2 separate regions of the Mus musculus genome follow, and region 2 is linked to region 1. A link is a loop called in an ENCODE intact Hi-C map of the cell type or tissue named here. Cell type or tissue: heart. All regions are shown on one strand. Links, peaks and the distances in the headings refer to the core of each region. The heading gives the core; the rest is flanking DNA.

Region 1 (16,126 bases), core at 3,964-11,963:
CCAAGGGGCCTCTCTTCCCAATGCTCAATCTTTCTAATACTGACCCCCTTTAATACAGTTTCTCTTATTTTGGTAGCCCCAATCATAAAATTACTTCATTATTATTCCATAACTATAATTTTGATACTGTTATAATCATAATATAAATATCTGATATGCAGGATATCTGATATGTGACCCCTGTAAAAAGGTCAGCTTCCAAAGGGGTAACAACCCATAGGTTGAGAACGGCTGCCTTGGACCATCTGTACACATCTGTACACATCTGTACACATCTGTAACATCTGTACACATCTGTACAGTCTTCTCAGATTCTTCACTTGAAGGAATTTCTCTTTTTCCCTAGACCCCGTTCTCCCCTCTATCACCTTAACTCATCATCATCGCTGCATAGGTGTCTGATAAATTATTCATTCTCCAAACTCTTTCACTCTTTCCTCATAGCTATTTCCCTGGTGTCTGGCATGGTTAATACCGTTTAGCATCAGTTTCTTGGGGAAATTGAAATAACAGAGAAAGAAGGGAACAGATGGAGAAATCAAGGATTTGACCCATATTTATGACCTATGTTCCTAACTAGCTAGAAATGCTATTCTCAGAAATAGAAGGAGTCTAAATCTGGGCCATTGCTGATAAATTTTATTTAATATAGGTTGAATTTTTAACCTTTTCATGTTATTCTCCTCTAAACTCTTCACTTTCTCCCCTCCCTGCTCTCTCTTCCCCCTTTATCTCACTCTTACATGTGAACACACACACACACACACAATAAAACACACTTTGAGCAATAACTAACAATTGTATTTGTTCTTAAATAGTCTAACCAAATTTTGCTATGCTCTTCTCATTTTTTATCATTCTTTTCATTACTGCCTGATTGACATTATATAACTCATGACATCTCAGAGTGATCAATTACAAAGGGGATTTCTCTTGACAGGGATGGAGAGGAGGTGAGTTGTACTTCACAGTATGCAGATCTCAAAGGATGAACAGGGCTTTAAGAATGTTTCAGTATTCACTTACATTCATTTCTCCCTTAGTAGAGAGAAAGACAAGATTTTGATATAAAAAAAAATACAGGACAGAAGTTTGGAAATTGCAGCTCCCTCTCTGATGATTAAAAAGGCTGTTATAAATACTTCCCTGAAAACATCCACACAGCCCAGGTCAGAGAAAAATGCCTTTGCTTCAGTATATCCCAGAAACTGTTTATAGTACTGCACAGCTGGGCTTAGTTGTTTCAGACTTTGCCATACTGATGACTATGGGGCTTCCTAACTTTGCTAATCAGAAAAAGATCAGTCCAGTAGATATTTGGGAAATCAAGATGTTTGGACACCAGGTTCTACTATCTCAAGTGAAGGTGTTGATGATTCAAACCACTCCTAGTTGTCTAAAAATGGTTATATTTGGAAGGGGCTGTACCTGACTCTTTCATCTACTTTTGTGACCCGTTCCTCCTACTTGGTTGCCTTGTAAAGCCTTGATGTGATGGTAAGTGCCTGATCTTATTGTAGCTTATTATGCTGTGTTTGGTGGATGTCCCTGGGAGGCCTGCTCTTTTCTGGGAAGGGATGAGTCTTGGGGAGAGGAGAGGTAAGTGGAACAGGTTGGAAGTAGAGGAGAGAGGAGAAATTGCAGTTTGGATGCAATATATGAGAGATGAATGAAAATGTTTATATAAAATGTCAGCTTCCCTTTAAAAATTCAAACTTAATTCAAATTATAACATTAAGTATGGATACATCTGTTGCTTTTATGCCTGAGATACATGAATTTTAAGTTTTTATTTGGTAGACAAAGAATGTCTAGTAGTGAAACAGTGGTTGATTGGCATCACCTAAGGAATGGTCTTTAAAGCGTGGAATCCATATCTAGAAAATGACATGTTGACTCACAAGGGAAAGAATAATCCATGTTATTAGCAAGAAATGCAATATAGAGCATCTTAGCATTTTTCTTTCATTCCTGAAGATGAAAAAACAGTTTGAAATTAGATATAAATTATATAAATATACAAACTAATTTAGAACTCCAACTTGAAATTTACTATAAAGGAAACTAATATGATCTTGTACTAAGGGAGTGATGAAGAGCAGAATGCTTCAGAGTGTAGAAATATTTGAAATGCCTGTGGGGTCTTGACTTTCAAATCTAGGCTAGAAGTCCACCCAGAAAAGAGTTCATGAAAACAGCATCATTTAAATGTCCTCTTCCTGTTATGACCTACAGTGAAAGAAATGCACACACGCTATCATTAGATGACATAGCATCCCCACCTCCCAATGGTATTTTAAACTGAAAACTTTCAGTGACATTAGACTGCTCAGTTATTTGGAATCTTTGAATGGCAAGACCTTCTAGTCTTTGTTAGCTCTATGGTCTACTCCTCCAGAACCATTAGGTAATAACTATCTATTCAATATGTTTGCCTTAATCTCACACTATTTCCTACATCTGCCATTTTTATTCTTGCAGAAGGCCTCTATGTGTGTATATCTTACCATTACCCCTAACTACACACCCCACCTACCTAATTTCTTGTTGCTGCTATAGTTGTTTTTAGACAGTGTTCTCTTTGTAGCCCTAGCTACCTTGGACCTTACTCTGTGGATCAATATTTCCTCTAACTCACAGAGATCCTCCTGCTTCTGCATCCTGACTGCTGTGATTAAAGGCATGCACCACCATGCCTGGCTTAGTTAATCATTATTCAAGTTTTGATATCAGTTCTACCTACTTCCTCAGAGTAACTTCATATAATTACCAAGTTAACTGAACAAAAGCTCATATTAAGATTGTAACTATAGCAATGTCTCTCTCATCTACTATGCTATGGGAGTAGGGGAAGTGGCACATTTGGCTTTTTTTGCTTCAGTGAAAGCCTAACCATTAAGTACACAACAAAATGCTCAGTAAACATTTATAAAGGGGTCAAGTAACTTGTCAGTGAAAGTATTTGTGGTAAGCTCGACGACTCAATAAAAAAAGATGCATTTGAGTGGTTTCTGTGTCCAGGCATCAAAGTTCTGTATCATTTTGCTTTCTAGCTATAAAATGGGATCATTATAAAATTTCCCCATGTTGGACCTCCCCATTCTGAGAGAAGAAGGGGAGGGGTCAGGGAGAGGCTTATGAGAAAATGGGGGCTGTGATCAGATGTAAAATGAATAAATAAATGAATTAATAGAAAAATTTTCCCCAAGATGACACTTGGAATGAAAAAAAAAAACCACAAATCTTAAAATATTCTGAACACTTGCTAGATCTATACTATATCAAACATATGATTGCCACTGTTAATTAGATGTTAACACCAACACTATAGCCTTCCCACTCTGGTTGCTGCTTAATTTTGAATTGATTCCCACTATAAAAATATTATATACCCTACAAACACTTTTTATTGTCAACATATCTCAAACCAATGCACACTTTCTCCATAATTGCATATATACATCAAAGTACAACCTTACTCACTTCATCAATACTACCACTACCCTATTCATGTTGTCATCACAAACCCTTCCTCTGAGTGTGTATGTGTGTATATTTATATACATATATTAGAATGTATATTGTAAGCGTTATATATAAATACATTCTAAGGTGTTCATTAAATATATAGCCCCTTACTTATTTTATGTTGTGGTACATGCACAGTTTTCTTTAATTGACTCTTACAACCTCTAATATACTCTATAACACATATGCCATGCACATTAAATTTTGTGTGTGATTATACAAAGCCCATGTATAGGCTTTCCAAATGAATTTTAATGCAAGTGTGGAAAATAAGTGTATTTTCCAAATGGGTCTGTTGAATCCGCGTTCAATTCTTTCTGGTAGAATGGAAGTATGCCCCAGTGGCATGGCATTAGCCCTCTTATTTGGTCTCCACCCTCACTTTAAACCCCTAGTTAAGTAGCACAGTGGCTTTTCACCTCTCTGCCTGGTTCATCTGGCCCAATAGTGCTCTTTCTCCCAATTTGCCCACACTGAACCATGAACACTAAATGAAGCGAATAATTTGGTGCATTGTTGGGGGGTGGCATGGAGGTGGAAAGGGGAGGGGACAGCTGACAGTGAATGGTGTCAGCTGCAGAGGCAGCAGAAAAAGCCGACATCTTAATAAAACAGCCTCAGGCAAAATCCCATTAAAGCCTTCAGAAGGTTGTTTCCCTGCAGTTGAGCAGGTAGGCGTTGAGCACTATGAGGCAGCCCTGAGTGCTCTCAGGGAGCCCAGTTCAAAAAAAAAAAGTGCTTTTTTTTTTCTTATTATAAATCATCCACCAGCATAGCTCCTCAGAGTCATCTGCAAGGCAGAGAGAAATAGAGGTAGCATAGGAAGGAAGTATAGAGGAAGGGAGGATGTTGGGGAAAGAACGGCATAAAGGGGTGGACAGAATTCCTCTGCCACTGCAGGAACAGTGAGAGGGCTGCTTGTGCACCCATTAGTAGTGGAGTGAAGACCCCAGGCTGACCTTTAGAGAGGCAAGGAGGCAGGGAAACAGTCAAAACCCAGGCAGAATGATAATGAGAAGGAGACATCCAAGAAGTGCATTGTCTGGCTGGCTTAAAGAAAGATGCTGCATTCTTTGTAAGCAACGCTGGCCTGTGAGCTGAACACTGCTGAAAAGCATAACAATTGCTCTTGAGAAAGGATGACAGGCATGCCATACACCTATAGTAAAACATGAACATAAGCACATGTATGCCTGTCTCCAATCCACACCCTCAATACACAGCAACACAGGTAATAGGAAGTGTTCTCAAATATTTTTTTTTCATGTTCTCATAGTACACCCACAAGTGCTTTGTCTGTAGCATGTTTGCTGGCTGGCACCTAAGGTTTACAAACCTAAAAGTAAAAAATAAAAAATAAAAAAAAGAAAGAAAAAGAAATGGATTGCCATTGACCTAGTACCTCCTCCAGCATTCAAGAGTCCTTCTCCGAGGAAGTTCATTGACATGTGTACAAAATATTCCCACTGTTACTGTAATAGGTTGGTTTTTTTTTTAACAGAATGACCACATTTGTTGACAAGCACTACAATTAACATAAGCACAGTCTTTTTAATTATTGTGAAGCTTACTACTCTTTAGTTGGTAGAAGTTATAGTACCCCCTAAAGGGAGGATCACTTGTTCAATTGTCATTATTTAATAATAACTAAATTAAAGTTTGCTTAAATGCAGACATCTTTCACTACATACAGTCTGTATGGTCCTGACAAATGTGTAGATTTAAAGTCATTCTAAATTCAATCACACTTGAATATAGAAAAGTTTTGTATTTAAATAACAAATATTAGGAATTGAATCCTCCGTTAAGTAAGGCACCTGTCTCTAGGTTTCTTTTGTGTTAGTTTAATGCAGATTTTCCTTATTAGGTTTTTCCAAAGATTCGAAGCTAAATAATGCATATTCGATGTTACAGGTTTCAGCTTTAGCCTTTCACACCTGGGAACTATGGTTAACAGATTTAAATTCACACACTAAGGAAGACAGTAATAATAGCCAAGATTTTGAGAGAATTCTACACTTAAGCTTATGTACATTTTTTGTGGTACTGGGAACTGAACTTGGGTTTTGTTTTGTTTTTTCACATGTTAATTGTATGCTGTAGTAGTGGGATGGATCTCAAATCTTCAGACAATGTTTTATTTTTTTATAGCTTTACCATAGACCTATGGTTTTCCTTCCATAGCCTCTCAAGTAGGCGATTATAGGCCAGGTATCCTCTGTATTAGCAAATTTGATAATCAGTCCCCAAACCAGCTCTAAACAGGTTTAACAGATGTAGATAAATCTTTAATTCTATCAACTTGAGTGAGTTTTTTGCCTTTTAGGTAAAGTTTGAGGCTATTTTTCCAGCCTATCATTCCTCTGTGTCTCTCTGTAGCACCCTGCTAGCCTCAGCTGTATGCAAGAGAAATAAGGGCATTGATCAAGTCTAAGAAAACTAAACAGAAAATCAATTTTCTAATTCTATATTGGGGTTATGTGGCATCTAAATCTCAGGAGTTTCTTCTTCTTCTTCTTCTTCTTCTTCTTCTTCTTCTTCTTCTTCTTCTTCTTCTTCTTCTTCTTCTTCTTCTTCTTCTTCTTCTCCTCCTTCTCCTTCTCCTTCTCCTCCTTCTTCTTCTTCTTCCTCTTTTTTTTGAAAAATTTCTTTCTTTAATTTTTAAAGTATACTCCAGCATTTCTTTAAGTTTGAAATATGTTCCTTATTCAAATTAATACTACTGTAAAATAAACTTAAGTTACATGGTTTTGTTTTAGTATCCTAAGTGTGGACTTAGAAAAATCCTATATTTCTGGTCATGTCTTTCACTTAATAAGAAAACTCAAGATGTAACATGTGATTTGAGTAGGCCTGAGTAACATTATATTGCTCTATTGAATTTTTATACATCATACCTCAAGGGTGTATTAGTGCCAGAGTCTATGTGACCCAAGAAGATAGACACTTGCCTATTGCGCTGGATAAGCTATCTCCAGCTAGCAGGGACTATATGAACCCACTGGGTCCACAAAGCTTCACTGGGTACTTTGGTTGTAAGGGGGTCAGGGTGACATTCTATAAGGATAGAATTCTTGGTGATTTTCCTCATTGCTGTTATATTTGTAGTTGAAGTGAAATGTCATTTTGCTGTTGTTTATAGAATATGACATGCCACTGGAAAAAAAAAAGATAAATTCCAAGACTTAGCTTGAAGAACATTTGGTTTGCCTATAAACAGATCAGGTAACAACTAAATCCATCATGCTGTGGTGTGAGACACAAAGCTGTCTTCCAAGAAAAAGGCTATATTTTTTTCAAAATTTCTATTATATATTTTCTTCATTTACATTTCAAATGCTATCCCAAAAGTCCCCTATACCCTCCCCCACCTTGCTTCCCTACCCACCCACTCCCACTTCTTGGCCCTGGCGTTTCCCTGTATTGGGGCATATAAAGTTTGCAAGACCAAGGGGCCTCTCTTCCCAATGATGGCCGACTAGGTCATCTTCTGCTACATATGCAGCTAGAGACACGAACTCTGGGGGTACTGGTTAGTTCATAGTGTTGTTCCTCCTATAGGCTTGCAGACCCCTTCAGCTCCTTGGGTACTTACTCTAGCTCCTCCATTGGGGGCCCAGTGTTCCATCCAATAGATGACTGTTAGCATCCACTTCTGCATTTGCCAGGCACTGGCATAGCCTCACCATATCAGGGTCCTTTCAGCAAAATCTTGTTGTCATATGCAATAGTGTCTGCATTTGGTAGCTGATTATGGGATAGATCCCCAGGTGGGGTCAACCGAGGAATAGATACAGAAAATGTGGCACATTTACACAATGGAGTACTACTCAGCAATTAAAAACAATGAATTCATGAAATTCTTAGGCAAATGGATGTATCTGGAGGATATCATCCTGAGTGAGATAACCCAATCACAAAAGAACTCACTTGATATGCACTCTCTGATAAGTGGATATTAGCCCAATAACTTAGAATATCCAAGATACAATTTGCAATAAACAAGAAAATCAAAGAGAAGGAAGACCAAAGCCTGGATACTTCATTCCTCCTTAGAATAGGAAACAAATACCCATGGAAGGAGTTAAAAAGTTTGGAGCTGAGATGGACCATCCAGAGAAAGGCTATTTAACAGGGAGAGACCTCTAGTGTTAAAACCTCCAACTGCACTTACAACTGAGGCTAGCTGATGAACCCTCAGAGAAAACAGGATATGTTGAGGGCAGAGGGGTTGATGCTTCGTATCTAGAAGATTTCTCTCCAAAGGCCTAGTGATGCCTCGACTCTGAAGTACACACACATACACAAAGAGAGAGACACAGAGAAAGAGAGACAGACAGACAGAGACAGAGAGACAGAGACTGAGAGAAAGAGAGAAAGACAGACAGACAGATAGGCAGACAGACAGCAATAGGATTAATTTTAAAAGTTCTTAGTCTTCTGAATATTAGCATCTTTGATTGTGAGATTGGCAGATGTTAAGTTTCTGCGCTCTCTCTCTATCTCTCTCTCTCTCTCTCCTCTTTCGTATAGAATAGAGTTTATTCATGCCATGGGGAGGGGAGTTGAGAGAGAGAAGAGAAGAGGAGGGGAGGGGAGGAGAAAGAGAAAAAAGAGAAGAGGCTGGCCATGAGCACTTGGAGAGGGGGAGTGGAATGGGGAGAGATGGAGAGCAAGAACAGAAAGCAAGAGCAATAGAGCAAGAAAGCATATGCATACCGTCTTCAAGCAATTTCTCAGGCACTTTGGATGAACATGATGATGTATTTTAAAGTACCAGGTTTTTCAGGAGTAGAGGAAACAAATTCTCCTTTCCTCTCCATGATAAAAATTCTTAGGCAAAGACTTGAATCATTTGCCTTGTATCATATATGTATTGCTGACCTGATCGGGCTCGAAGAATAATAAAAGTTCTACTACTGCATTAGATAAATCACGGGACAACTGAAAAGGAATGAGAGATGGGTGCTGCTGACTTTCCTCGTGTGCCAGAGCAGAAATGGGAGAGTAACTGTTCTCAAAAACTGTTGACAAAGAATGTCATAAAAATAAATGTTTGTTATAACCTCTTTTCCCCCTCTCAGAGCATTTTAGGTATATAATTTTCTTCTGTGTATATGTTGTATTTCATATAAGGTTATCTATTTGATCAGTAGTAGTAATATTCCGTGCTTTAAAGTCTTCACCATAGGCCATGATACAGTCTCTATCTATCTATCTGTCTGTCTGTCTGTCTGTCTGTCTGTCTATCTATCAATCATCTGTCTCCTCACATATGGAGATTCTTGCAAGGTAATATGGTATATGTTGTAATGAGCCACAGAGATCTTTAAGGAGATACCTGTTACCAGGATTAGAACCAATAAAAGCAGGCAGAAATTTAAGCTCATTGCTCTGCAGGAATTGCTTCCCATTTGGAGAGCTACTCTACCCAAAGCCATGTCTGAAATCAACGTCATTCATATCTAATGTCTGATTAATGTGTGCTTAAAAACTACATGTCATCTTATGTAACTAAACATATCTAAAAGGGTGTTCTAGGTTGAGATATTCCTCAACAACTCATATCTTACATTGTATATGTATTATGCAATTTCTGCTGCTCAGTTCTGCTTCTTCACCTTCCTTTTGTAACTCTGAATTTCAACAGAACATTTCAGTAAATCTCTTGTGTCGTGTTCTCCTCAAAGCATTTCCTAAAGAAGGGAGTACTTAATGCAGGTGACTTGAATATCTCCCATTTGAAAATGAGGAAGTGAAGGCACAGGAAGGAATAAGCCTTTCTCTTTCCAACCTGTAACTTTGTACCGTTATATTTGTATATATACACAAATATAATAGTTTTCCTAACAGTAACATTTTGTATTATTGTCTCGTTGTATTATATACATGCATATAATCGGGTTTGATCAAATCCACCCCCAATCCCCTCCCAAGTTCACGTGCTCTTTTACCTAGAGTTTAATTAGTACTGCCAGTATGTGTGTGGGTGGAGGGCCATCTGCTGGAGGTAAGATTTTTGCCCCCAATCACTAATGTCATAAATGGCAGGACTAATGCAAAGAATCTAGGCCCCCTACCCAAAAACACTGTTCCCTGATGCTTGAACTTGCCTGGATAAGTTCTGGTTTACCACCAAGCTCCACAGTGTGAGTATAGGACATATGGCCTGGGGCTCTAACTGAAGACCTCAGAAGAGATAAAGAAAAGACCACTAGGATGAAATGTCACTGCTGTGCTCTGCATACAGAAAAGGAGCTCTGACATTTGGAGAGCAGGACAAGATTTCTTTTTTCCTACATAAATGTGCAGCATGTACTTTAGGAAAATAGTCATAAAATATGAAAATATGTGCTCAATGTCTTCAATTACAGAGGTGTTTAAGGTAGTATTTATGACTGCATCAGTTTCATTACCTTGAAGCTAAATCTTTATCCAGGGAAGATTATGACGGAGAAGCCTTAAACTAGGAATTATATATGACCTCGAATGAGTTTTATTTCAATATGGCAGTCTGGTCCTCTCACTAAATGAGCATTCTCTTAAGTGTGTATAGTTTACTTAGAATTTCAAGGCGCATCTGCCTCTTGGTCTCCATTCTCCCTCGGATCCCCGTATGTGACTGCTTTCTCCTGTATTCTGCACCCGTTCTCTTGGCCTCCATATTCTGAGGGAAAACAACAGTGTGGTTGTAGTTATGTCATTAGGGATTTTGAGGTCTGCGCACAATCATTCTGTGTGTGTCATTGGCTTGGTATTCAGGAAACAGTGCAACAGCCCCTGTCCCCCATCTTTATGCCTCCCTCTCTTTCCCTCTGTGTCTATCTCTCTCTCTCTTCCTCCCCCTCCTTCCCTCCCTCCCCTCTCTCCTTTTTTCTTTTTCTCTTCCTTTAATTCGTGTCAGTGTATGAAGAAATTTTCAGAATGCTGAAAAGCTTGTAAAGCTAAATTATGAAGTGAATATATTCTTAGAAGCATGGATAATTTTCTGTTTGTATGTATTATATCACAAAGCAATTGCAAACCATCCTTTCCTGAAGCTCTAAATGGTCTGTGCTCACTGATAAACGCTTTTAACACAAAACAAGAAGGCAGCTATTAATGTCATACAATAAGTAATATGAAAGATAGTTGAACAAGTGTGAAACAATAAAAAGATGAGACCATCATGCCATTTTTGTCAGTCATTAATAAGAGTGAATACATAGTAGTCAGATTGTGTCCACACAGTTTCTTCTGAAACATCAGAATTTAATAAGCCCAATAGTTGTGATAATTATAATATATTAAAAGTAGCATAAATTGCACTTACAGATGAAAAATATCTTAGTTTTGAGCAGTTTCAAAGGATTTCTTCTTAATAATTTTAAAGCTATTGGTACTTCATACTACGCATGTAGCTGGAATTAGTTCCACTCCATGGGGCTTGGTAATATGTATATCAGGAAATTGAGAGACATCAAAATGATACACAAATGTTAGACGAATGCCCTCATTGCACCTTGACATCAACATATAGCTTGTTGTGCTTGAACATGAAGCTCAAGAGCATGTGAACATGAAGTGAAACTACAGATGATGGACCAATCACCTTCTAAAGAGAGGTTCTTCCAAGTCATAAAAATGGTACAGTATCTAGAACCATAACAGTGACTGCATTTCAGTTCAGAGACGTTTGACTCTGAAAAGGTATGGTGCAGTGAATCTATTTTGTCTTTGAGTGACTTAAACTGTAGATGAAAATATAAGCTATAGTGTGATGATCTGAATGATAATGGCCCCCATTTGCTCACATGTTTGAATAGCTAATCTCCACTTGGTAGAACTGTTGGAGAAAGGTTAAAACAGGTTGGCTTTCTTGGAGGAGGTATATTACTGGGGGTGGGGGTGAGGAGGTTGGGTCTCAAAGCTTATGCCATTCCCAATTAGTTTTCTCTGTCTCATTCTTGTGGATCACAATGAAAGTTGTGAGCCACTGCTGTGCCAATGTTAGTGCTGCCTACTACTGCCATGCTTCCTGTGACGATGGTATAACTACCCTCTGAAACTTTTAACAAGCCCCAGTAAAGTATTTCTTCTATAAGTTGTTTTTGATATGGTGTTTCTTCGCATTCATAGAAAAGTAACTTGTAAGCAGCCGGGCACCTAAAAGATGGCGCCGGCCTCTGGTACACCGTCACCATAAATAACGCCACTGCGCAGGCGCTAGCCCGAATCTGGCGCCAACCCCTCCCTAGCGGGTGCATATAAATCAAAGTGCCAGCAGACTGACCAAGGAGGACACATAGCTCTCCCCAGTGCTGGGGTGTATATAAGCAGTCCTCCCTAGGTTTCCGGGGTTTCCGTAGCATCGAGGTGTTCCTGAAATAAAAAAGGCTGTTGAGAAGAATCCGACCGTGTTGCGTTCTTTCTTGCTGGACAGTTGAACGCAACAGTAACTAAGATATATTCTTTCAAAATTGTTATCAGTTGTTCTTTTATAAAAAGATTTTATCTTTTGTTTACTTGCATGTGTGTCTCTGATGTGGATGCTCACAGAGGCCAGTAGAGAGTATCAGATCTGTTAGAGCTGGAGTTACAAGTAGTTATGAGCCACCAGTCAGGATTTTGGTAAGAAAATCTAGTCCTCTATAAAAGCAGCAGAACTTCTTAATCACTGAACAATCTATCCAATATATATGTAGTAATTTTTACACACAACTTTTAAAATAAAATAAAATGTTATTTTATTTTCTAAAGTAAACACTGTCAAGTATGTGTTCAATATGGTCAATAGGTACAAACACAGACATGTCAAGTGTAAACTATATGCTAAATGCATTCACTTATATATTTATTTTTTAAATATATTGGTATAGAGATTTTTATTGGGGGTAATCTGCCAGCCATAGATTTATTTGTTTCAACTGTTTGTGTACGCATACACTAATTTTTGTATTTCCATAGTCATTAACTTTTCCCACAGTTTATATTTTATTTTTGTTTAAAGTTTAATGTCTTTTAGGGTGAATATATTTCTCATTTTAATTTAGTTAAAGCTAACCCTTTGTCATTATATGAATGCTTTTGTGCCTTACCTACCAAATGTTGCTCCATTTCTACATAATATTAAGAAACTCTATTCATTTTTACATAAGTACTTACTCTGATAGATCATCATTTGTAAGAAAGGCAATTAGATTTAAATTAATTGTTATTCTTTCAGATAGACAAATATTTTTGCAGCCATTTTTAATATTTAGTGCAAGTTCCTAGTGGATTTACAATACTATTAATATGTAGCAAGTGTTCTGCTCATATTACTTTCAGGTTTATAGGCTTGCTAGTACATAATACTGCTCCATTTTTTAAAAATTAAAACTGGGTTAATTTTACAACTAAGAAATGAGAATCAACAAGAGTTGGGATTTTTAATATAGGTTGCCAAATACAATGAATTGGTACTCAACTAAGAATTAAGTAACTGGGCACAACTGTAAGAAATTTTATCTGATTCCATAGGTGGGAAGACAGAAATCTAGATGGCACTTTTTGGTGGTAGCCTACAGAAAAAGCCCAAGAGAAGAACTTCCTAGTTTTTGCTTCCTTGACTTTGAGTCTAAGTGGAGAATTCCTCCACTCTGTTTCTATTGTTGTTGCTGCTCCTCCTACATTCCTTTGCTGATGTCAGAAGCCAGCTTCATTAGACTGTAATGTGAACAAATCAGAGGTTCTCCAAGATCACCCAGTCTTTCAGCACATGACTGGGAATACTGTGTTATCCTGCTCAGGGGACTGAGAGGCTGCTGGGTTCTCAGTCTTTCCAGGGAGGATAGTCATGTTAGCCTATCCAGAATAGCCTGTGAAAGAACTTCTAATATGTTTTTCTGTTCTGCTAGGGCAGAAGTTCTCAACCTGTAGGTTGCAAACCTTTTGGCAACCCTGTATCTAAAAAAATACATCAAATTTGTAATAGCAGCAAAATTACAGTTATGAAGTAGTAATGAAAACAATTTCTTGGTTGGGAGTCACCATAACAATAGATGCTTTATTAAAGGGTGACAGCATTAAGAAGATTGGGAAACACTTCCAAAGAAAAGCATGACTAGACACATGAGTGTCTAGTATTCTGTCCAAAACAAATACTATACATTTTCTCCTTAATTCCAACTTCATTGTTGCCTTTTAAATTAAAAATAGACTTCATTCTTACTTCAAACAACCCCACAATTTTTAAAGTAATATATTTCACTACTGATATTTTATTTTTTAAAAAAAATTTATTAGATATTTTCTTCATTTTAATTTCAAATGCTATTTTGAAAGTCCCCTATACCCTCCACAGCCCTGCTCCCCAACCCATCCACTCCCACTTCCCGACCCTGGCATTCCCCTGGACTGGGGCATGTAATTTTTGTAAAACCTAGGGCCTCTTCTCCCAATGATAGCCAGCTAGGCCATCTTCTGCTACATATGCAGCTAGAGACAGGAGCTCAGGGGGTACTGGTTAGATCATATTGCTGTTACTCCTATAGGGTTGGTTACAAACCCCGTTAGCTCCTTGGGTACTTTCTCTAGCTCCTCCACTAGGGGCCCTGTGTTCCATCCAATAAATGGTTGTGAGCATCCACTTTTGTATTTGCCAGGCACTGTCATAGCCTCAAAGAGACAGCTATATCAGGGTCATGTCAGCAAAATCTTGCTGGCATATGCAAAAGTGTTGGTGGCTAATTATGGGATAGAAACCCAGGTGGGGCAGTCTCTAGATGGTCCTTCCTTCCATCTCTGCTCTAAACTTTGTCTCTGTAACTCCTTCCATGGATATTTTGTTCCCAATTCTAAGAAGGGACAAAGTATCCACACTTTGGTCTTTCTTCTTCTTAAGTTTCATGTGTTTTGAAAATTGTATATCAGGTATTCTAAGTTTTTGGGCTAATATCCACTTATCAGTGACTGCATACCATGTGAGTTCTTTTGTGATTGGGTTACCTCACAAAGGATGAATGATATCCTCCAGATCGATCCATTTGCTTAAGAATTTCATAAATTCATTGTTTTAATTGCTGAGTAGTACTCCATTGTGTAAATGTACCACATTTTCTGTATCCACTTCCTCTGTTGATGGACATCTTGGTTCTTTCCAGATTCTGGCTATTATAACTAAGGCTGCAATGATCATGTGTTCTAATTACAAGTTGGAACATCTTCTGGATATATGCTCAGGAGAGGTATTGCTAGATCCCTGAGTAGTACTATGTCCAATTTTCTGAAGAACTGCCAGACTGATTTCCAGAGTGGTTGTACAAGCTTGCAATCCCACCAACAATGGAGGAGTGTTCCTCTTTCTCCACATCCTCGTCAGCATCTGCTGTCACCTGAGTTTTTATCTTAGCCATTCTGACTGGTGTGAGGTGGAATCTCAGGGTTGCTTTGATTTGCATTTCCCTGATGATTAAGGATGTTGAACATTTTCTCAGTTGCTTCTCAGAAAAATAATTCTGTTGTGTGTATGTGTGTAGTGTGATTATGGATTTTTAATGCCAGGACAGATATCTGCAGACTGGACGACAACTTTGTGAAGTGTACTTTGGACATCAGTACCTCTTTTATATTGCGCTATTTGTTTTCTTGGTGTCTATTCTTTGATGTTTTCCTTTAGTTTCTTTGGTTGATTTTTTTAAATTTTTCTATAAATATTTTAGATATTGTCCTTTATTAGATATATAGATGGTATCATTTTGCCTGATAATGTAGTTTGATGTTTTGTCAAATTTTGATATCCTTTGCTATATAAAAACTTTTCAATTTCACGAGGTTCTATTCATTAATTGTTGTTCTTAGTGGCTGTGCTTTTGATGTTCTGTTCAGAAACTGTTTGCCTGTACCAGTGAGATTAAGACTATTCTCCACGTTCTCTTCTATCAGCTTCAGTATAGCTGGCATTATGTTGAGGTCCTTGGTTCATTTCAAGTTCGTAATTCAGCTATTGTGTCAGTTTGGTTTAAGAATCTGTGGTTGACTTCAAAAGTTAGAGTAACAATCAATTTTTTTTTACAGAACAAAAGTTAAAAGAAATTAATACAGTAATTTACAACAGTTAAAATTTGAGTAATATAATAATTTTAATGATGTATGTGTATATATGATGTATTTGTGTGTATGTGTTCACGTGCATTGTTATTGTTCAATGTGCATTGCTATGGAATGCTTGTATTATTCAAAGTCATCAGATGTCAGTTTTTAATATCCACCTTTTTTGAGGCAAGATCTCTTTTGTAGTTCTCTGCTAGGTCCACTATACAAGTTCGTTTCCAAAATTCTAGGCTGTGTTCATTTAATAAGAAATGTTTCCCATTGTCTTGAACATTGGAATGCTTGTTCCCTAGTTGAGGGAGCTTATGGTATGCATCCTGGTATGTATCACTAAAGGTGAGCTTTTAGAGTTTAAAGGCTTCTGTCATTTCTAGTTCTCTTTCTCTAATTTCTTCTTGAGTACAAGATGTAATCTCTTAGCTTGCTGTTACTGACAGTATGCTTTAATCTAATACTATGCATTCTAATGCTATGGAATGAAAAAAGTGCCCTATTTCTTTTCTAAGATACCTTAGTGGTGACATTT
Region 2 (16,126 bases), core at 4,925-12,924, 560 kb before region 1:
GTAGACTAGGTTGGCCTCACCTCACAGAAATCTACCTGCTTCTGCCTCTGGAGTGCTGGTATGAAAGGTGTGTGCCACTATGCCTGTCTATATACTTTCAGAATATGACCTCTTGATTTCAATGAGTGTGAGCATAAGTAGAAATTATACCCAAGAGTACAATAGATTTTAAGTAGCTTTGAAAGCAGAGATATAGTATATTGCATTTAAAGGGGGAAGGGATACTGATACAACATAGAACAATAAAAGAAAAATTATAAATAATAAATTTCAGTGGCCCAGTCTTGTAGATGATATTTGTATTCATCACTTTTCTGTGGTTGTAGCAAACATTATGAACAAAAGAAACTCAAGGCAGAAGGAATTTATTTTGGCTGGTGATCCTATAAGGATAAGAGTCCAGCATAGATGTGACAACATGGCATGGTGTAAGGGGCAAGAAGTCACCTGACCTACACACAGGAATGTGTCATTTCAACCACCACAACATCCGAAAATCAAGAGCTATGAATTTTCAGTTTCTGTTTATAATAAGATTCACATATGTTCGACTGTACTCAACATTAGCCTATCTGCTTCCCTACCTACTGATTTTCCTCTGCAATAGTATTTGAATGAGATTTCACAAAAAGCACTAGAATATAAGTTACAGAGCTAATAAAGTATTCACTGCACAGAAAGAAAACAAGAAGCTGATCTGGGCAGCACCCTGATTCTGAGATCCTGGGGCAATGTTCATGTGGTATTTAGAGTCAGATCCTCGAGTGCCGATATTTTCTCTCCAGTACATAGGACTGGGTAAGTGTGGCCACACCTCATAATCAGAGAATGCCATGTCCCAACTATTGTTTTCTAAAAGCAAGCATTTCTTCATGTGAAATGAGCTTATACGATGTTTCCAAGGATTCTTTTGGTATGTAGATATCATGTTTGCTTGCTTTCTTTAACTCACTCAGTATCAATCTGGAACCATACATTCACTCATAGACTAGAGAAAATACTGTCCTTTTGAATCTCCAGTTATGTAAATGGAAAGTATGATTAGATCCTGAGAATCACCCACATTGCTGCGTTTGAAGACAACTGAAACCGCTCCATTAACTATGAGCTAGCCTCGAGGTAGGTACCAGATTCTGGCATCCATTCTAACCAGAGTACCCAGATATAGCTGTCTCTTGTGAGACTACGCTGGGGCCTAGCAAGCACAGAAGTAGATGCTCACAGTCAGATATTGGATGGATCACAGGGCCCCCAATGGAGGAGCTAGAGAAAGTACCCAAGGAGCTAAAGAGATCTGCAATCCTATAGGTGGAACAACAATATGAACTAACCAGTACCCCCCAGAGCTCGTGTTTCTAGCTGCATATGAATGAGAAGATGGCCTTGTCGGCCATCATTGGGAAGAGAGGCCCATTGGTCGTGCAAACTTTATATGCCTCAGTACAGGGAACACCAGGGCCAAGAAGTGGGAGTGGGTTGGTGGAGGAGTGGGTGGGGGAGCGTGTGGGGGACTTTTGGGATAGCATTGGAAATGTAAATGAAATAAATACCCAATTAAAAATAATCAGCTCTGTACTAGGCAAAGTATTTCTACTTGTAATACCAACACTCCTAGGGAAATGGAGGCAGGAGAACTTCCATGAGTTCCATGCCTGGGCTTCAGTGCAGGTCCCTTTTAAAAGTAAACAGAGTCCTTTCTCTGTTTAGAAGTGTTCAGTATTTAGAAGTGTACCCAATCTGAAAAGGGAGCTGAAGCCATTGCTCAATACCCCAAATTTTGACACTTCCTTGATGGTGCATGTATCTGATGTATGATACAAGCCTTGTGAGTACTTGAACTATTCACCTTCAGGTTCTTAGAGATTTTGCTACAATATCATCAAAGGATTGGACACTGTTAACCTGTGGGAAGGAGTTCAACTTAATTTTGGGAAGTCTAGGCATTTCTCATTTCCTTCAATCTTAAATTTCCATGCTTTTTTATTCCTGTCCTTTAAAAACAATATAAGAAGGCTAGTACCCTTTGTCTATAACATTTGTGTTATTTTCCTGTGCAAATGCTACATTAATTTCTGAGATAATGCCACGTGAATTCACTCTGCTTATAGAGATATCTTCTAACTTGCAGCACTGAGGACTTGCTGCTCCTGTCCATCAAAACTTTTCATATCTCACATTTCTGTTTTCTTCTCTTTTATTCCCATTCAGTTGGCAGCTTCCTATTCCTTACAAAGTGACTGCCAGTGAACATGTACATGATGATTCACATGGTAACAGTGATTACATTGGAATAACAAAAAGATACATTTAAAAATCGTTTTTATGTTCTGTCGTATGAACAGCAGCAATAAAAAATAGTCACTTATTGTAGCAGATCCCTAGGAGTGTCACAGAGTGTCAATAGTAGGTGGTATTACAGTTTTAATTCACATGGGGTTGTTAGTGGCCATAAAGTGTTGTAATGTAGAAAGTAAGTGTGTTGTTATATATCTGTGCTATATCATATTTCTTTAGTTTTTGTTTTTTTAGTGAGCTGATATTAAATCTACTAAAACTGATAAAATACGATACCTTTGGGCTTGACTAAAGGTTTGCAGAGAAATCATTTCTGTATCCAGCAACTAAAACAGAAGGTGCTTCTTGTTTCACAAAATCACAACTTATTAATTCAATACACAGTAATGAAATTTCTCTGGTTTTCTTTTTTTATTCTAAAATCACATGATTTGTCAAATTCTGAAAACTGGCAATGCAGGTGAAATATCCTTTCTTTATCTCTGTCTTCCTCAACCTCATGAGGTTTTTTTTTTTTTTTTTTTTTTTTTGCACTGGGGTGTCAGCATCCTTTGTTCTTTAGACCTGTCTGCTCAGCATTGCTTCCTTCTGCACATTGTCTTTGCCACTTCCCTGCCTCTTATAACTGAGTAGGACTTGAGCCCGACTGTGCATCCCATGAGACCCAGAGCTAGCTTAACACAAAGTTTCTTTATCTGTCAAGTTGCTAAACTTATGAGAGTTGGACTGGCATCCAGAGAATTACTCCTGGTATTCTACAGTGCCCATCAGCACACCCCAGACTCTGGGTTAGTGATTTTTAAGCTTATCAAGGAATCAGAATCTAAGATTGTGTGTTTGTGATTGCATGTAACTGAGAATTAAACATGGACTCTCCCACATACTAGACCAGTGAGTACATTTGTAGCCCAGAATGCATTTAAAAAAGAAGTCCTCTCTATAGTTTTCATGGATAATCTAAAATTTGCTAATCACCACCACCACCACCACCATCATCTTCATCATCTAATCATCACTATTTTTTCTTTTTGAGATAGGGTCTCACTGTAGAATCTTGGCAGGCCTGGAATACAGGCTATGTATTCCAGACTGTCCTTGAACTCACAGAGATCTGCCTGCCTCTGCCTCTTTAGTGCTGGCAGAAAAGGGATGGGCCACCATCTATACATTGCTGAAGATAATAGAATAGCAAAGTTTTGTGTTTATTTCAAAGGCAACGGTCATTTCTTTTATGTAATTCACATGGTAAAATAGAATGGACTGGGGCTCCATCAGAGTCAGGGCCTTAGATTTTGTGCACACAGAAGTTAAATTAAGACTTTAAACATGAGTAGTGGGATACCTCTGACATCTCAGTGAGGCAGACAAGAGTCTGAGTAGCTAAACTATGCATGGGTTCAGATTATTACCCATGTCCTACCTTGACAAGTATAGAGTTAAGAAAATAGAGATGGAATGTTAGAGTTAGATGCGATACTGCATGACACAGATCAGTTTCTCTTTTCTGTGCTGAGAACACCCTGTCCTGTCAGGGTGTTGAGAAGAGTGAGGACTCGAAGCTTGCTGGCAGTGAATGAAGGTGGAGATTTCTTTTTCCTAAGCCCCACAGTCTTATTCCTCGTTTACTATCTCCCTTCAGGTACTTTTAGCTTTCGCTACATGATGGCAAGCCATCTTTGTAATCTTATGAAAAAGCAGTGCCATGTGCTTCCGTATATGAGGCACATCATTTGTGCTGTTGGTGTCTGGTGATTTTAAATGAGGTTTGTAATAGATAATAAGCGGTGTTAAAGAGGGAAGCACAAGAAGACAGAAACAGCTGTTGTCATTCCTTCTACGAAGTCCTCCAAGCCCTTTCTTTCCATCTGTGGAACACACTGCCTGTTAAGCTGGACTCCGGCATTCCTGGCATTCCATACTCTCTGAAGGGATCATCTTCAAGACAGAGGTGTCATGTGTGTTACCATTTAGTCTACCGCTTTTTAAAACCTGTGTATGACTCAGTTTCCTCAAAGATAAAACAGAGCTAATATTACTGCGTGTCTCAGAGACTCATTGTGAGAAATAAGTAAGCAAACAACTCCCACCAGGAATATGAATATGCAAATGTTGACATGTTGACTTTGACTTTCTAGCACCTCAGTCCTCTGACATTGTTGCTGTCCCCCATCAGGTGAACCCTTCGAAGCTACGATCTGAAAATCCTGTGCTATTCAAAGGGGAGGGGACTTTGTATATCTTACTATTAATTTAAGTCTCATGAAGTTGGAAACAGAGTTGCTATTGCAAGTGCATGTGGTTCTCTTGCGGAGCCCCTCTGGGTTGACAGTGAAGACTGGAGCAGAGCTTCTTCTCTTCTTCTACCTCTGTGCAGGCTGTGGCAGCTTCCAGCATCGGGCAACACACATCGGAGTTTTAATATTCCCTGTCAGCTTTACACATACAATGATAACCTCTGTTAATACTATAGGCTAATTGTTCATTATTTTTAAAATTCATTTTTAGTCAGTGAATAAAATACTACTTTGATACACTTTCATATCCATATACCATTGTGTTTTGGTTCATACTTACCCCCTACCCACCCACCATACTATGTCCTGTGGCAAAAAAAAAAAACAAAAAACAAACAAAACAAAATCCTTCGTGCTCTAACTTAGGTAAAATAAATCATCAGTTATTGTTTAAATTTCATGTGGAAAATAGAAAAAGAAGTCAAATGGAGTTTGAATTTACCAAATGAAGCAAGTCTTTGCAGGGTAACATCTTCTGGATCATTCGATTTTAACTGCCAAGTTTTAGGGACTGCTCAGCTGTGTTGGGAGTCTTTAAATAGGTTTATAGCTTCTTACAAACACAGCATGAAAGTTACTGCTGCTTTGGCACAGATTCTGGCGTTTGAAAACATCATTATCTTTCTCTGTTATACCTACCTAAATTTAAAGTCTCATGAAGGCATCAGAGTGACCCGTTTATTTGTAAAATATCCACCAGACCCTTTAAATTAGCTTCCTGTAAAAACATCAGGAAGAGCTTAGTATGACGCTAATAGAAAGGTAAGCCAATCATTTGATAAAATCATCTCTCATACTATCAACTAATAGCTGATATACTACAACATGGTGTTCTGATTTTAATTTATAGGAAAGAGCTAGAAATAATGTAAGCAAAATATGCATATTTAATTTGGTAGTTGACGTTATAGCTTGAGAAACAGGCTTCTACCAAAAAAAATTAAGCAAGGTAGACTGCTATGTGAGAATAATTATATCATGTAATTTGCATGCAAATACATTTAAACTAAAGAACAATTTTAAATTATTCGTACCATAAGGTTGACTTTGTGTTGCCATTACTCCCGACATAAAATATATGCTATAAATCATGCTTTTAATGCAGAAGAAAATAGTTGAGATGAAAATATATTTTTCTCCCAGATGTGCAAAATGCAATTGAACATTCCACATCAAGAGAGGTAACTCTCAATTACAGCATATTGGAATTACCTGATAATACATTATATGTAAGCAATTTAAGCAAAATGTGCCTCTTTACAACAAATTAACTGTTCAATGGATGTATTCCTAGCCTTCCTGTAAGGTAATAACTATTTATTTATAAACTATAAAATATATAGCACAGTTATGCCTACAGCACTCAGAAATCACCAGACTATATATTCATTAAAGAGTGGTAATTACTTTCCAGATATTTTGCTTCCAATCTTTTATTGACCTCATAATGCGGTTGCTATGCTTAATAGACTGATGCAGCTGTTTGTGTAATTCCTCCCACAACATATGAATTTGCAGCGTAAGTTCAGTGATAATTCAGACAGGCACATTCTCTGAGAGCAGAGCAAAAGGAGCCTGCCTGGCATAGGGAACTAGCCGTTGCTTGCCCCAAGGATGTGAAAGAGGAGTGAGAAAAACGATGTAACGTTTTTATGGTCATTTATGTGAGACTGTTAATGCCATGTGGTCTCCGTGGGAAAGTGTCTTTTTCGAGGAGAGTGACTAAAACTTTATAAATTCTGATAGAGAGGGTATTTGTTGAATTTGTGTTCACTTCCTTAAAGAAGCTATAGCACTCTTGTAAATCATTTTGAGCTAGAAATTATTAGAACAGCCAAAGTGATGTTTCTCTTTCATTTGGGAGGGTTGCTTTTAAATTAGTGAGCTCCAAATCAGATCATGTCACAGTTCATTTTTTGCCAATGTATTTTTTATTTCTGAGAAAAGATATTGACATGAAATAAATGTCTGAGTATAAACTTCATTGAAAGAGTAAGAAAAATTGGAAATGAAATTTATTCAAATTAAACTATAGGAATTTGCAGACAGTGATCACTTTCCATTACTTTTGTAAGCTTCAGAAGTATTAAAATGATTCTATAGTATCTATATGGTGTATGTGTATTCATATACAAGTATTTGCATGATTATAACATTGTACAGACTTTCTGAGCATTTCAGATGGAGGGGTGAAAATAGATGAGAAACTACTTAAAATCTATTTTGGAGTAAAGTGATTCATATTTACTTTGCTATATTGATTTGAATCAAAGCTACTTCTAATTATTTTAAGAAATCAGCTCTTTGTTTATGTTTATGAGTGTGCTACAGATGCAAAGCGTATTCCAATAACAAATACACGATGCTGATATCACACACTTTAAATAAGACTACCATTAGGAAATCTCTAAATGACACTTAGAAAGCAACCTCGCTATGATGCTATGATCTTTATATCTGGCAAACAGAAAAGAAATGGTTTAAGCAGCACCTAAAAAATATAACCAAAACTTTGATACACAACTACTTTAAAATCAGAGTGAGACTTTGGTCTAGAAAACACTAATCAGTGTTTTCTGCTTAATATTAGTTTCATATGGTCGTATCATTTGTTATTAACATTGTACAGACATCCTGCACATCCTACCCCTTTTGTTGCTTGAGGCTTTGGATTCAAAATGTCACAGCAAATTTTACGTTCACTAATAGACTGAAAATTGCACATAACATTAGTAAGACTGAACAGGAGTTATTATGCCTAGATGGCAAAATCTGGCACACACAACAACACTGGAAATGACATCTTAGTTATTCTTTGTCTCCAAACAATAACAAAAGGGCGAAAACCGCAGGTGTGTGGTGTTTTTATTTTTTTTTCCTTTTTAAAGTAAAGTTCACTTTTCTGCAACTTCTCCATATGTATTGTCAAAATATCACATTATACAATTCACTGGAATTGAACTTACTGCTAAATACCCATTAGGCTCCCAAGAGATGCCTCCCATTAATTGTTTAGTGAGAGCTCCCTTAGGCTATCACCAGGGAAGCACATTAAATGCACAAGACGAGAAGTTGACAGAGATCCCCATAGAACAAGAAGCATCTACCAAACTCACGACGTCTCCAGGAAGCATCCGATAAAGCAGTGTTAAGAATGTTCATTTGGGGCCAGGTAGTTTTTCTTCTTTTTATATTTCTAGGGTTCAAGCACGCATATTTTATGGGAGGAAAAAAATAAACAATGCTATCAAACCATTAGAAAAGGAATGCTAACAAATCATGGGCAGAGTTAGTTTATATGGCTTGGTTTTGAGGACCCGATGTAGTTTTCACACAGGGGAAGGATTGTAGGAGTTAGAGATGAAGACAATTATGTACTTGATAATGGAATAGTAACAAAATAAAGAGTGAAAGAGGTAATTTTTTAAAAATAAATGGGAAGAATGTGACTGGTAGAAAGTCTTCGGCTAATGGCCAAATGGGCTTGTGGAGAGAAAAAGTCAAGCCGCGAAATGAGTGACAGTGGGTTCCGGCAAAATATGTTTTCGTGTCTGTCTGCCACATGCTATTGAAAACCTTTCCCTTTCTGAGTACAGCACAGACTGTTATCACTCCTCTGTTTAATTACAATCGCTGCTGAAGCCATTGTACATCTATTATGCACTATTATGTTTGTTTATTTCACATCATTGTGTTTAGAATGTTTCTTAAAAGGAAATGTAAGAAAGCAAACAAAATGTGCGCAAATGTCTTTAAAAGAATCCTTTTGCTTGTATTACTCTAAAATTTCCACTAGAGGGGGCACTAGTAAAACAAGAAAGGGGCCTTTTTTGAAAATTGTGTTCTTTTTCTCTAGGAGGTGAATACACCTCGCCTTCTCTCATTTCCAGCCATAACGGAACACCAGAGAAAGCAAAAATGAAGGGGCTTCTGGGTATTTAACATGCGTACATTAAGTTCTGTTTAATTTTTTTCCCCTAAATGTGCTGCAGCTAAATAGCCCAGAAAGCAAAAAGTTTTGGTTAAATATAGATAGAATGCCATGTGCATTTATATTATGACTGATGAAAGCTGAACACAGAGAGATAGATACCTTATCTCAAGGTTTGACTTTTCGTGAGTCCTGATTGTTCCGTAGGCACACGCATGATGAGGATTCCTTTTACAGGTAAAATTGAATTTATCCAAGTCCCAGGCATGGCCTTTCTTTTCAGCTTGCGATTTCAATCATGGGAGAAAATGACTAATAAAAAAAAATAGCATCTCTTGTTAATAAATCTCCATGAAGTGCCAAAATTTGCCAAGCATTGTAAACTTGAATGTGAGTATTGTTTTGATGCTACATTTTATTACTGTTAATTTTGTGTCAAGTCATATTCACTAATGCAGCTTTCAGGGGCCAGAGAGAGCTAGCACTAGCATGTATCATGACAGAGGTTCCACCTGACATGGGGTTCAATACCCTGAGAATTAAGGGCATATGCCAACAGGAGCCTTAATGCAGTTGCTAGGAGTTCAATGCAGTCACTCACTTTCTAATTTGTAACACGGATAGAAAGTTTAATTGTCAAAACTTGTAAAATGCCATGCCACATCAGATGAAATAAAAACACCTGTCCTAAGTCCTCACCATAATGATTGACAGGAGATGTATTCAATAAATGTTAACAAAAATATGTTTTTTAAATTATTCTCATCCATCGGAACTAGTCATTCCAACACTGAGTTCCAGTTTCATTTTATGCTGTCTTACCTCCTTAGGATTTCTTTCAGTCTTTTGTTACTTTGTCTTCTGCAGAACAATGGTATTCTTTACCCAGAAATGTTATGTTTTTATATTTTTTAGACTTGAGGAAGTCAGATATGTGCTTATAAAATTAAATTTTTATTTCTTTTATCACTTAATTATTAATTAAATAACAAATGATTTCTTTGTCACTTGAAAAGGGCTCTGAGAAAAACAGCCGATCTGTGCTGCTTATCAGAGTCATGAGAACACACAATCTGGAATATGTTTCCAGCAATGACTTAGCACAGATGCTCAAGCACATAGAAGCCAGGGCTCAGAAGAATTACAGGCATGTCCAGAGTCCCAGTCTGTGGAGGGAGCTGAGCATCAGTGGAAACGCATTTCTGTGTCTTTCTCTCCTCTGGCTTTAAAACCTTGCATTGTAAATTAATCATTTTACTTTTGAATTTTAAAATGAAAACAGAACCGATTTTGGAAGAAGAGAGATAGAAGGTGGCAGCATGGCTCGGGCTTAACAAGCAGTGGCACAGCACTTCAGAGTTTATAACCTGCATCTCCATAAAGTCTGATAATGACGGAGCTTTGGTGATGGGTACAGCGTCAATGTTCTCTTACATTTTCCCTTTATCCCTTTTAACAACTTCTTTCTCTCTGTGTTCCTAGTTCTGGTGAAGGGATGGGCTAGTGCCCTGTCCACAAGTCATTAAGCTGGTATGGACACACCACAGCTGTTTGGAAGTCATCTTTGAGAGTACTGTGCTCAGGAGTTTTGAATTACAGTCCTTTCTCCCCCCCCCCCCCCCACCTCCATTTTGCTGTTTTTTGACCTCAGGTTTGTAATGGACATGAAGAGTTGTGATGGCATTTGGTGCCTGGGGCAGTGTTACCAACATGCAGGCATCTCATGACACCATCATCCCTTTGATCCCAAGAAAGCTAGGCAGAGAGGAGGGGTGAGAACATTACTTGATCTCTAATTCCCTGTGGTCAGCCACTTTTCTCCATCTCTATTTCAGAAACTAGCTTCTGACTCCCTTGGGATGAGTGTGGCAGAACTAAAAGTTCTGTCCCATAAAAACTATGATGTTGTTGTGTTCAGAAACCTCAATTTATAGGTTCTGGTAATTAAAGTCAGCAAGTTCAGGACCACTCATTCTCTTGTTTATTTGTAAAAACGTCCTATGCAAAAATATTCTTTCATCGTCCAAATACTTACTAGGTGTGGAAGTAAATTTGATTTTCTTTTGCCAACCCCTCTGTTATCTCTCAACCATAAATTATGTTGTAAAATATCGAAGATGTTTTTTGTCAATATTCAACCAATGATTCACTTCTAATTGTTTTGATTGATTTTTTTCCCCTAAACTGTGTCTTTGAACTATTCTGTAACGTCCAGGTGAAAATTCTCAACTGATGGTAACACAACACACTCAAAAGAATCATCGAGAGGTTGTGTGCAACTTGCTTAGGAGGAATGGAAACTTATGCTCCTGTAATAAATTCTCTACAAGGGGCCAAGGGATATGGCTCAGTCTTGTAGAGTGTGTGCTCATCATGCCCAAAGCCCTGGTTTCAATCTCCATCACTGCTTAACCTGCTCCTGATGCTGCATTCCTGTAAGCCCAACACTTTACTAAGACTAGATTACTTAAAAAAATATTACGTGTTCAGTGTATTAAGCTTAACAAAGATCCTATGCAAAGAGATGGAAACCAGCAAAGTTACAATTTTGGTGGCATTTAAAAATACACACCCTTTCCAACCAGTCTCCGATTTCTTTAAGTTGAACATTTTTTATTAGTTTTCAGTCCGTTAGCTGACTTCAGAGCAGGGGGTCAGGGAGAGAGAACCAAGGGTTACATGATGTATCTGGAGTGTTTCCTTAACCAGTGAAGTAACTGGGACTCATTGTCACAGGACCCCAATTAATGGGCTGGAAGAGTGAATTCTGATGGGGAAAAGAAATAATAGGTTGAAATTAATACCCCAAGACAGGCAGAATATTGTATTGAGGTTAGCCAGGGGGCATTGGGAAGTCAGTAGGCACCAGAGACTGAAGAAAGATGTGTGTCAAAAGGGATCAGGGAGCCAGGAAAATAGACGTGGAGCTCAGACATTAACCTCAAACAGAAATAAACCCGGGCCCTCATTTACTTTTTAATTTATGATGTAGCCTTAGCATGGATGATGTATAACATTTTCTGCTAGCCCATGATTCCACCGTGTCTACTGGACATAGAGGTGAGTTTGCCACAAAGTAAAACATCCAAAAGGAAGGCAATGCATCAACTTCGCAAGCCAAATCCGCAGTCTGTTTGCCTCTTTGCCCCAGCCAGAGCCTCTTTCTGTCCCCTGGCAGATCCTCCCTCTCTGCCTTCAGAGAGTACCATGGCCTGGAAAGAGCTGAAACGTGGCTGTGGGGATGGGGGTCCATTTCCACCCACACAATTGTCAACAGGTTTGCACACCAGTATCTGCTACGGGAGAGCTGACAGACTAGGAGTCATCTGTGGCTCACACTCGAAAATAATAATAATAATATCCACTTAGGGGTATGGAATTATTTATCACTGCTGCTGGAAGTTTTGCCAAAGGCAAAATTAAAAAAAAATCCAAAAACAAAAAACAGAAGGAAGAAAACATCCAATGAATAATGTCCTCAGTTCACAGCCCATCATGAGAGCCGATTAACTCCGCGACCAAAAATAAACAGTACTCCTGTTGTTACCATAATTACTCTGCTTTTTAAAGACATTGGGAAGTATAAAACTCAGAAAAGTCTCAGCGGCTGACAGAATATGAATGAGTAAATTTTACAGGAGAACGCTATGCAATATTCCTATGTTCTAAATGCCTTTCCTTCTTCCTCACCTTCTATGGTCCGTCCTTGCTGTCTTCCCTATCTTCTTCCTATGGTTATGTTGAGGCTGATGGCAAGGTGGAAATGATAGCATAGATGCCCGCAGGAGTGTTAATAAAGCTTACGGCTGAGGACTCTGTTGGTCATTGACAGGCAGGCACATGCATATCCCCAGAGTGTGCACTCCGTTGAGCTTCCACCCCCACCTGGCGATTCACTCATCCTTTATGCAGGAAGAGGGAAACAGCCCCTCATCCACTTTCTCAACTCACGTCTGCATCCTGAGGTTGGATCCCCAAGCTGCCTTTTGTGCACTTTATTGGATCTTTCTCTACCTCTGTGTATATTTGACATTGTTTGTGTTCTGGGAATTTAGTCTGCTTTAAATTGTGTGGTTTTGTTTTATAAATATTGATTCTGGGACCCACCTCGTTTCTTTTTTTTTTTTTTTAATCATTTCCAATTTTTTTTAATTAGGTATTTTCTTCATTTACATTTCAAATGCTATCCCCAAAGTCCCCTATACCCCCCCTCTTGTATAAGGCAACCCTTCTAATTCTTTAGGGCAGATTTCTGAGTTTTTCCTAGGTTTCCAAAATTACGAATTTCATGAAGGTTCTCTGATCTTAATTTTGATTCATAAAAGTTAGAATAATTGTGTTAGTGCAGGATATATTCCATTATATTTTCTCTTCTTTCCTTCTTTCCTTCTTTCCTTCTTTCTTTCTTTCTTTCTTTCTTTCTTTCTTTCTTTCTTTCTTTCTTTCTTTCTTCCTTCCTTCCTTCCTTCCTTCCTTCCTTCCTTCCTTTCTTTCTTTCTTTCTTTCTTATTTATTTATTATTTAATATTTTTATTTGTTTATTTTTTGGGTTTTTGATACAGGGTTTCTCCGTGTAGCCCTGGCTGTCCTGGAACTCATTCTGTAGACCAGGCTGGCCTCAAACTCAGAAATCTGCCTTGCTCTGCCTTCCAAGTGCTGGGATTAAAGGCGTGTACCACCACTGCCTGGCCTGTTGCATTTTCTTCTTTTCTCTTCTTTCTTTTTCTTCTTTCCTTTATTTGTCTCTTTTTCTCTTTCCCCACTTTTCTTCCTATAGTTCCTTCCCATTCCTTATTTTATTTTCTCTAATACTCTTTTCTTTTTTATATGAGCTTACTAAAATGTCGTACATTTGGTATCTGGGAACTCTCAAATGATCAAGGCATATACAGTACCAAGGATGAAGATGTTGATTACAGGCTTTAAAATTAAACTAGTAACCGTCCTAATCTGCTGCATGAAGAGGTCCATGCTGTGCTGTTAGCACCGGGAAGGTGAGGAAATGTGGGAGGAAAAGACATTCAGGCCGAGTTTGTGCTACTTGAGACCCAATCTCAAAAACGTTCCATTTGCTACATTTTCTAAAAGTAAACTATACATACACCTTCTAAAATTTAAAGTTCATCTAAAACATGAGTCTTAGTTAGGAAATTCTAGGTTAGGAACAGAAAATTGGTAGCCATTGAGATGGTCTTGCAGGTAAAGTTACCTATTTCAAACCCCAAGGACCCGAGTCCATTCTCCAGGACTCACATGGTAGAAAAGAGAGAACTGACTTCTTCAAGTTGTCTTTTTACCTCCACACATACACCAAAAACATATGCACATACACACGTGCCTGTGCACACACAAATACACAACATAAATATTCCTACCCATATCTGCACACACATAAAAGGATAAAGAAAAAATATTTAAAAAGTAATAGAACGTTACTATCTCATAAAATGTCCCCCAGGTGAAATCAAATGATATGATATTTTTAAAACAACACTTAATATATATTTTTGTTGTCTTTGTTCTGTATTTTCATTGTGTTGGAAAATACCTAACTTATATAACTTTTACCTTATAGCTAGAATCCCAGCATAATTTGATGAGAATATATAAAGTATTTATGAAGAATGTAATATACAACTAAAGACAGCAGAACAAATTACCAAATATTAAATCCTAAAAAATAGTATCTGTGAGAAATGTCTTTTAAAAGTACTCATAGATGACTAAATGCATGAATATATTAATACTAAGTCCTAAAATCTAGAAACTTCTGGGAGCCCTAAGGGTTATAAATTTATTCAGCATCAATAACTGAGCTTTGGTGCCAGGTAGTTTAATTTATCCATGGTATAAATATTCCCATAATTCCCTACAGAGCCATAAGTGTGTTCCATGATGAGACAACTGCAGGCCACAGAGGGTTTGCTATAGCATCATGTACATTATACCTTAAATTTCACAATACTGAAACACAAAAATTCATTTGTACCTAAGTCTGAGATAAACGACTGTTAGATTATAAGTCTAAAGTAGATTATTACTCTTACTTTGAACCTAAAGTAGAAAAAAATACATTCATGAAAGGAAATTGTGCATTTTGTCATTAAGGGAAAAAAAAAACCTAAGAAAAGCTTATTTTTATGCTGGGAGGATGGCACCGTGGGTAGAGCATTTGCAACGTAAGCTTGATGCTCTGAGCTCAGTTACCCAGAACCCACATAAAGGCAGCTACAAGAGCACACTACAAATTATCTTTTAGCCTTGACATGCACACCATGCACAGCAGTCCCCAACTGCTACTTGATAAAACTTTCCTGTCCAGATGCAACACACAATCTACTCACTCCAGATAGGGACTACCATGATAGACCAAAATACAAATACTACCAAAGTCCAACTTGACTAGCCAATAGATTTTGTGGGAGTTAGGCAGAAATATGGGTGAGAGGTTACTTAAAGGAGCAGAAATGACACAAAGATAGCTGCACTGCCAATGCTCACCCCAGCATGGGTGGCAGTTCACAAAAGCTTAGACACTCTCAGAACACACTGCACAGCCTGCTGGAAGCTCAACAGGTTGGAGAGTGTCCTTTCCAAGTGACTCTAGTTGTCTTCCAAGCAGCTTGGCTGGTCTCTACTTATTTCAGCAGCTGGTCTGGTCTTAGTTTTCTTTGCAAGTTGCCTTCCTTCTGTCTGAGGGGTACTCTCTGCTCCTATAGCACTCTGGCTATGAGGCACCTAGAGAATCTGGACAGAACAGGGACCACTTGAAGCTATTTTGACTTGTTACCTGTTTAAAAGAGCTTCCTTACAGGACAGAATGTTTCAGTCATGGAGGAGACTACTCAGGACATACATACATCGCATCATCATCTACAACACAACCCCTACAACCCAAAGCTCAGAGAACAACCACAGAAAAGGGGAGCAGAAAAATTGTAAGAGCTCCCGGGCTTAGAAGTGTTGCAGGTGTGGCTGCTGTGTCACAAGTACATCAGTAGGTGACAGAGAGGGTGAAAGAGTGGGAGGAGGGGAAGAGGGGGATAGGAGCGGTAGGGGAAAAGGGAGGGGGGAGGTGGCTATGTCCATGTTCAGTGTTCTAATCTCTGAACTTCTGAATGAGGTTCAAACTTAACAGGCCCTGAAAAAACACAAAATTGAGAGGATCATCAGTTCATGTCTGGGGCCCTGGGCATGCTGCTAGCCTGAGATGACCACCAGTACTCTACTGAGCAAGCTTTGGGGCACAGATCATGACCGGGATGTCCCCTGCCCAGTGCTATAATGCCTGTGTGGGGCATATCACCCCTAAAACCACTCCTGAGATGACCCAAGATGCTCAAAGACCCCAACCACCACTAAGAGGAGTGAGTAAGTGATGGAGAAATGAAAGAGAAAGAGAAACAGAAGATGTGGGCACAATGAAGAGAGACAGAACTGGAGACTCAGTGGTAGTGAGAAACAGCCTGATATGAGTAGCCAGTGATGCCACCTAGGACCATGTGCTGCCAGGGTCACATTTGGGTCCATGGCCCTGCAGCAGTGGTGGTCTATTACCACCAAGGGTCAAGTGGACATCTCTGATCTGGGCTACCTCCTGGGGACA

Evidence for each region. Hi-C counts contacts between places; a loop is a spot of excess contacts. Peaks named below come from ENCODE experiments on the same cell type or tissue, not always from the same donor. Only the 100,000 strongest peaks of a DNase experiment are listed, where the experiment ranks them.
Region 2: it touches region 1 in a loop (7-fold over the local background); 4 of 42 quality-filtered maps call a loop at or near these places.

Annotation. Positions count from the first base shown.
Region 1 is chr1:18,404,500-18,420,625 of GRCm38, reverse strand. No RefSeq gene overlaps it. Among named protein-coding and RNA genes, the nearest start is that of Defb41, 150 kb to the right of the region's middle. In heart, for the core only: CTCF peaks have their summits at 7,678 and 9,527 (motif pointing left); no DNase peak of the experiment used is centred there.
Region 2 is chr1:18,969,175-18,985,300 of GRCm38, reverse strand. It overlaps the pseudogene Gm24075. Among named protein-coding and RNA genes, the nearest start is that of Tfap2d, 130 kb to the left of the region's middle. In heart, for the core only: a CTCF peak has its summit at 8,388; no DNase peak of the experiment used is centred there.